2 separate regions of the Homo sapiens genome follow, and region 1 is linked to region 2. The links are chromatin contacts, found by Hi-C or POLR2A ChIA-PET in ENCODE. All regions are on one chromosome and are shown on one strand. The core of a region is the stretch at or near the end of the contact, and the rest is flanking DNA. Distances in the headings are between cores, read along the strand shown. Region 1 overlaps LOC107987142 (a long non-coding RNA gene). Region 2 has its middle 29 kb from the start of UBAC1.

What was found. A loop is a pair of places that touch in the nucleus more often than their neighbours do. ChIA-PET counts read pairs that join two places held with the same protein, here RNA polymerase II (POLR2A). Pooled maps may share reads with other maps.
Region 1: a loop to region 2 is called in a map of OCI-LY7, with 7 times the contacts of the local background. The contact joins two enhancer-like sites. A Hi-C loop is called at or near these places in 7 of 168 maps with a recorded cell type or tissue (CD8-positive, alpha-beta T cell, K562, OCI-LY7 and 4 more) and 17 of 50 pooled maps. POLR2A ChIA-PET finds 5 or more read pairs at or near these places in 6 of 52 experiments (H1, HEK293, HepG2 and 3 more).

What each region holds. Positions count from the first base shown.
Region 1 is chr9:136,121,349-136,124,532 of GRCh38, reverse strand. It overlaps LOC107987142 (a long non-coding RNA gene), which reads right to left. Exons shown (of 2, transcript NR_165242.1): 2 at 168-2,747. Among named protein-coding and RNA genes, the nearest start is that of TMEM250, 4.1 kb to the right of the region's middle. Within about 2 kb of position 1,457, at least 3 of the 41 ENCODE cell types and tissues checked have a DNase peak (open chromatin) inside an H3K27ac peak, as active enhancers do.
Region 2 is chr9:135,988,430-135,991,381 of GRCh38, reverse strand. No RefSeq gene overlaps it. Among named protein-coding and RNA genes, the nearest start is that of UBAC1, 29 kb to the right of the region's middle. RefSeq lists enhancers at 1-456, 1,134-1,812. Within about 2 kb of position 1,306, at least 10 of the 41 ENCODE cell types and tissues checked have a DNase peak (open chromatin) inside an H3K27ac peak, as active enhancers do.

The DNA.
Region 1 (3,184 bases), core at 208-2,707, 130 kb before region 2:
CACACTTTCCCAGGTCGCTGTGACCAAGGCCCCTGCCATGCTCAGTGGAGTGCCTGGTACACAGTTCCCCATCACTCCCCATCAGAGAACATCCAGAATGGGATGCCTTCAAACAATAAGTACCCCTGGGATTGCCTTGCCCTGCGGCCGTAACAAAGGACCACAGATTCCGTGGCCTTAACAGCATGCATTTATTTACCATCTCACAGTCATGGAGACTGGAAGTCCAAGATCAAGGTGTGGGCAGGGTTGGGTCCTCCTGAGGCCTCTCTTCTGGGCTTGCAGATGCCGTCTTCTCCCTGTGTCCTCACGGTGTCATCCCTCTGTGCATGTCTGTGTCCTAATCTCCCCTTTGTCTACGGACACCAGTCAGATTTGGGCCCACCCTAATAACTTCGTTTTACCTCCATGGCCCTTCCTCCCTCCCTCCCTCCCTTCCTTCCGGTGGGTGCTCCGGTCTCCTGGAGGCTTGTCCACGCTGGGGCCAGCTTCTCCCAGCAGGTGCTAAGAGCTAAAAGGCAGCATGCAGGAGGCAGAGGGGAAGCCATGGGGCTTCTTCTGCCTCAGCCCAGAAACTGTGCAGAGTCCCTCAGGCCTCTATCTGGTTGCAGGACAGTCACAGAAGCCAGCACAGTTTCGCAGAAAAGGATTGGCTTGGTCTCCTGCTGGGTAAGTGGGGAGGTGGCTGCAGAAGGGTCTGGGTAGAGATGTCCATGCAGCTGAGAGGATGCTGGGCTCCTGTGTACTGCGTCTCCTTCCCTGGCCTCCTGTGTACTGCGTCTCCTTCCCTGGCCTCCTGGGTGGCTCAGCTCTGTGGGGCCACAGGCCCCACCCCACCCCAGAGACATGGAGAGGGGGTTTGTCATTGAACTTGAAGTCGCACTGGCTCTGTCCAACGACCAGTTAAAATGACTCTGGAGGTTTCCATTCTCTCCCATCCCTTCCCCTTCCCTGGCCCGAACCCTGCAAGGTGGCTGGTGTCAGAGATAGGACTCTCTAGGCCTCTACTGTCCTGGCAGCAAGAGCCACTCCCTGCCAGGACCCTGAAGTCAACCAGCTGGATAAAGTCCCCACAGTGACCCCATCCTTGGCCCCCAGCCCCAGCAAGTGGAGGGACAGAAGGACGGTACTGGAGGGGTTGGGGTGGGCTTCAACATGTCCCACAACCAGGGGTTGCATTCTTTCCACCCACTCAACCCACCTGCTCAGCACGCGCCCTGGGCCGGCCTCGGTGGGGAAAGTGCTCCTTCCAAGCAGGGGTTGGCTCGCTGTCCCTGCAAAGGTAGGACAACCCCAGGTGTTCCCAGCCGCACGGCCAGGGGTCCCGTCCAGCTTGGGGGCTCTGCGTCGGCAGCGAGCACCACATTCGGCCCCAACTTAAAGTCTCCCACAGACCTGGAGCCGCTGGGTCCCTCCTGCGCTTGGCGGCACCACAGGCACCAGCCCAGCAGATGGCGCCAAGCCACTGTCCACAGCGCAGCAGGAGGCCTGACGGGGACAGGGACGGGGACAGGGAGGCTATGGGGACCCCGGCTGGACCTCACACGTCAGGACAAACCCGTGACAAATCCCCAGCACACGGTGGTTCTGGGGTGACCGAGCTGTGGCCAGGCCGGGGGCGCAGGAAGGCGCAGAACCCGGGAGTGGGCAGAGGACCAGAAGCAGCTGCGGCCGGGGAGGAAATCGGTGTCCTGGGAAGCTACTTGCGCTGTGCACGCATGGACTGGGTCACGAGGCCAAAACCCACGGTGGCCACGGCAAGAGAGCCCTGGGCCAGCGGAGACACAGGCCACCAACAGGCGGGGGTGGCTTTGTGTGAGGAGGAAGGGGAGGCAGGAGACAGGGGACAGGGGGTGTGACGGAAGGGGCAGCCCAAGATTGAAGGCGCCTCCCAGAGATGGGGCATTCGAGCTGGGTCCTGAAGGGCGAGTAGGAGCTCGGAAGATGGAGAAGGGACAGAGAGAGAGAAAAGGCAACTGTAAAGAGGTCCAGGCTCCTGCCCTGTACCCTGGTTTCACAGGGAGGTAGGGGAGGCTGGCGGTTCTGGAGGGTCAGCCAGGGAAGGGCGACCCCCACTGTCTTCTGTGAAGGGTGCCAAGGGGTGGCCTCAAGGACAGCGTCCAGCCACGAACACAACCAAGATCAGAACCCACACCCGGGGCACAGACGCTTCCACGTGTGTGGAGCTTACAGATTCTCCAAACCGAAATTCAAGGCAGACAGATGGGACTTGCCCTATAACCCAAGGCACATGAAGCGTTTCCCCGACCATGGCGCCTCTGCTGAAGTCAAGTAATAAACAACTCCGCACTTAAATACTCATTCTCCTGGAAAGGGCAACCAGGGCTCCCCCTTACTGTCCCCTCACCCCAAACCCCAAGTGATATCCCAGCCTTGGAAGCAATGGGCAGCAGCAGCAGGGTTAGCCCGGGAAGCCACCCTCACAGCTAGAGTGGTCATCCCCATCCATGGGCGAGCAGAGACTGGCGGGGCAGGTGGCTGACCAGAGAGTGTGGAACCATCAACACAGACAAGGCGACAAGGGGACAGCTGCACCCTTTGGGAATTCAGGACACAGAACCCTCCTGTAGGGAGAAGCACGTGACTGCGGGCCCAGCCTGAGGTAGTGGCGAGTGGGGGCCCCAGCTTTCCTGGAGATTCTAATACAGGAACATGTTTCAGGACACTCGGGCTGACATGCACTTCTTTTTATTTGTCCAAATCCGGCTTTTTTTTGTTTGTTCATGCTGAAAAAATAAAATCAGAAAGTACAGAAATGTTAAAAAAACAGTAAAATATATTCATCTCTTTAATCCCACCACACATAGATCACCTCTGCAAACATTTATCTGCTTCCAGGACTTCACCCAGAAACGGACACCTAGGAGTACGTCTGTGCTGATGAGGGGTCACACTAGACGTGACTTTGTGAACCACTTTTTTTTTCTTTTTTTTCTTTGTTTTGCGACAGTCTCACTCCGTTGCCCAGGCTGGAGTGCAGTGGCGCAATCTCCGCTCACTGCAAGCTCCGCCTCCTGGGTTCATGCCATTCTCCTGCCTCAGCCTCCCCAGTAGCTGGGACTACAGGCGCCCGCCACCACGTCCAGCTATTTTTTTTTTTTTTTGTAGTTTTTTAGTAGAGACGGGGTTTCACTGTGTTAGCCAGGATGGTCTTGATCTCCTG
Region 2 (2,952 bases), core at 57-2,556:
TCTGGTGACAGTGGCAGGAGCCACCTCTGCCTGCTTTTCTCAGGGAACGGTGGGCAGCCCATGGAATCACGGGAGAGACAGGAGAAGGAGGCCCAGAACGCCCAGAACAGAGGGACCTGCATGGCCAGACCCTGCCAGACTCACGGGCGCAGGCCACCAGGGAGGTTGGGCCCAAGCCCTGGGAGGTGCCAGTGGCCCTGCCTCTACCCCAGGTAGATCCCAGGGGTGAGGTCTGTGCCCTGCCATGGGGAGCCTGGGGAAGCTGCTGGGGCCTCTGCCTCCAGCTAGAGGCACACGGCAGAGAGGGCCCCACATATAGGGGCACCCTGAAAATGGCAGGATGAGGGAGGAGGGTAGGGGTCTGCACACGGCATCTCTGGGTTCTTGGGGATATCAAACAGGATGGGGCTGTGATGTGACTGTCTGACTTCAAGACAGGGGAGAGGAGAGGAGAGATGGGGAGAGAGGGGAAGGAAAGGGCGGGAAGTGAGGGGTTAAAGAGGGGTGTGGAGAGGGGAGGGAAAGGGCGGGAGGGGAGGGGAGAGGGGAGGGAAAGGGCGGGAGGGGAGGGGTTAAAGGGGGGCGTGGAGAGGGGAGGGAAAGGGCAGGAGGGGAGGGGTTAAAGGGGGGCGTGGAGAGGGGAGGGCTGGGGAGGGCAGGTCGGGGAGCTGCTGCACCTGCAGAGGCCAGAGGCCGCAAGGCTGGCTCTCTGCTCCCTGTGTGACCCTCTGAGGTGCCCGGGGGGCGCCGTCTGCTCCACGAAGCAGCTCCATGCATGCTTTGTGCATGTGCTTCCTGAATTAAAAAACAGTAACAGTGACAAATGGCAACGCCACCACAGCAAGCCTGCCCCGTCTCTGCCTGCAGATGCTCCCACAGCTCCTGGGGAAGGAATTTACCCAAAACGGACAGGGCGGGTTCTGCCCACCTCAGCCCTGCAGCGCACCTGGGATAACAGACAGAGAAGGGGCCTCCCATCACAGGGGTCCGAGGCCCCCTCCCCACTGAGCCCTCCCTCAAATTCTCCCCCGGTGCCCATCATGACTGCCCCAGAGACCGGAATCCAGGAGCCTGCAGGGTGTGGGGGTGCTGGCTTGGATCCAGGCCCCAGGCCAGGCCCACAGCGGGGGGCGGGGGGGCAGGCCCGGTGGGAGGCCCCCAGAAGGGCCCAACAGCCCCAGCAGCCCCTCTGCTGCCTCTCGCTCCTCCAAGACCCGCCCGCGGGCACTGCTCACTTCTGCGTAGTCTAACCGGGGAGGTTTCAGCCGGGAAGCTGTCGCCGGCAGTCTGCAAACATCCCCTTCCCGCCGCCGCCTGCCAAGTGCCACCAGCACCGACAGCTTGCTGCGCAGTCGGTCGCACAAGCTGCCTGGCCTGGCACCGGGCTGCTCGCCGGCCTCCCACAGGAGTCAGCCGGGAGTCTGTCCCCGGATGCGCTCAGCCTTGCAGCCTCCCCCAGGGCTCCAGGCCCTGTTGTGTCCCCATTCTGTCCAGGGCTGTGTCCTCCATGCCACCCCCCACAGCTGCCTCTGCAGTCCCTGAGTCCCCGTAGACCCGGAGGAAATCCGGAACCCCCGTGGCTAGAGATTAAAGAACTTTAGGAGATGGCAAATTTCGGAAGAGTTGAGGAGCCCTAGAAAGGAACATGAGTGTCACCGAGCCTTGGGGACCGGCCACCCTATCACCTTTCAAGGTCAGCCCTGCACTGGCGCCCAAGGTTTCCACCTTGAGCTTCTATACGGGAGCTGATGCTGCGTGTCTGGTCGTGGCTCTCCAGGGACCTGGGATCTTATCTGCCTTTGGGATTCCCTCCAAGGGTCCCTGCAGCTCCTCTGAGGTGCCCTCCTTGCCCAGCAGACACTGAGCATCGACACCTACTCTGGCTAGGAGAGTGGTCGTAGGCCTAGGCCTCAGCCAGGCAGAGAGTAAAGCCCCCCGCCACTGCTTTGGGAAGGGTTCGGCCACCCCCGCGTGGGCCCACTCTGCCAGAATTGGCCCCCAGTGGATGTGAGGAGCTGGTGCAGTCACACCCTCATCAGCCCTGGAGCACGCTGGCAGAGCAGCCTCTTGGGGGGGCCAGAGTCCTGGCCCCACCCACACCCCCATCAACCTGTGGAGGTAGACTGCAGCCCAGACCACGCCAGGCTCTGCAGAGCCATCTCCCTGGGCCTTCTGCTGTGGGGAGGGGGAGGTCAGGGCCACCCAGGAGTCCCCTAGCCTCAGGGCCCTGTGTCCCCCAAGTCCAGTGCCCAGCCGAGTCTCTGAGCTCCGGCCAGCCCTGAGGCTCCCAGGCTCCCGTGAGCCCCTGGGATAGCACTCCAGGCTCAGCCTTCAGGACTGGGTTGCACAATTTAAAATTAATAATCGCGCTGTCTCGTGGCCTCATAATTAAGTGTCTGTTCATCCCCATTATTGTCAGAGAGTGATTTGTTGTTCTCTGGGCACTGAAAATCAACCTGCTGAAGGGAGGGGCCTGCGAGCCTTCGGGACAGAGCTGCCCGGGGAACACGGTGCACCCACCTCCCCCAGGGGCCCAGAGGAAGGGGCCCAGCTCCACGCCTCAGGCTGGGGACCCTCGGCCTCCGCTTACTTACCAAACACTCTGGGGGCTTGGAGGTGGCTCTGGGACTCTCCCATTGCCTTGGGGGCTGCCAGGCAGAGTGCGAGGAGGGGCAGCTGCTTGGTCCGATCCCGGGGCTTGTTTTCCAGCAAGCCTGGCCCGGCTGCCTCAGGCTGAGACTGTGAGCAGATGCGGAATGCTCCCGGGTGCTGTGTTCACTCTTGTACCCCAACGCGCCTGTGCACACAGACACACACACGTGCACATATGCACACACGGGAACATATTAAGACTAAAGGCGTCTCCAGGCGTCTCCTCTTAGGAGTCCCACTTGCGGCTCAGCTTCTCTATCAGGAGGGGATGATGATCCCATGCCTTCCCCTACTTCTTAC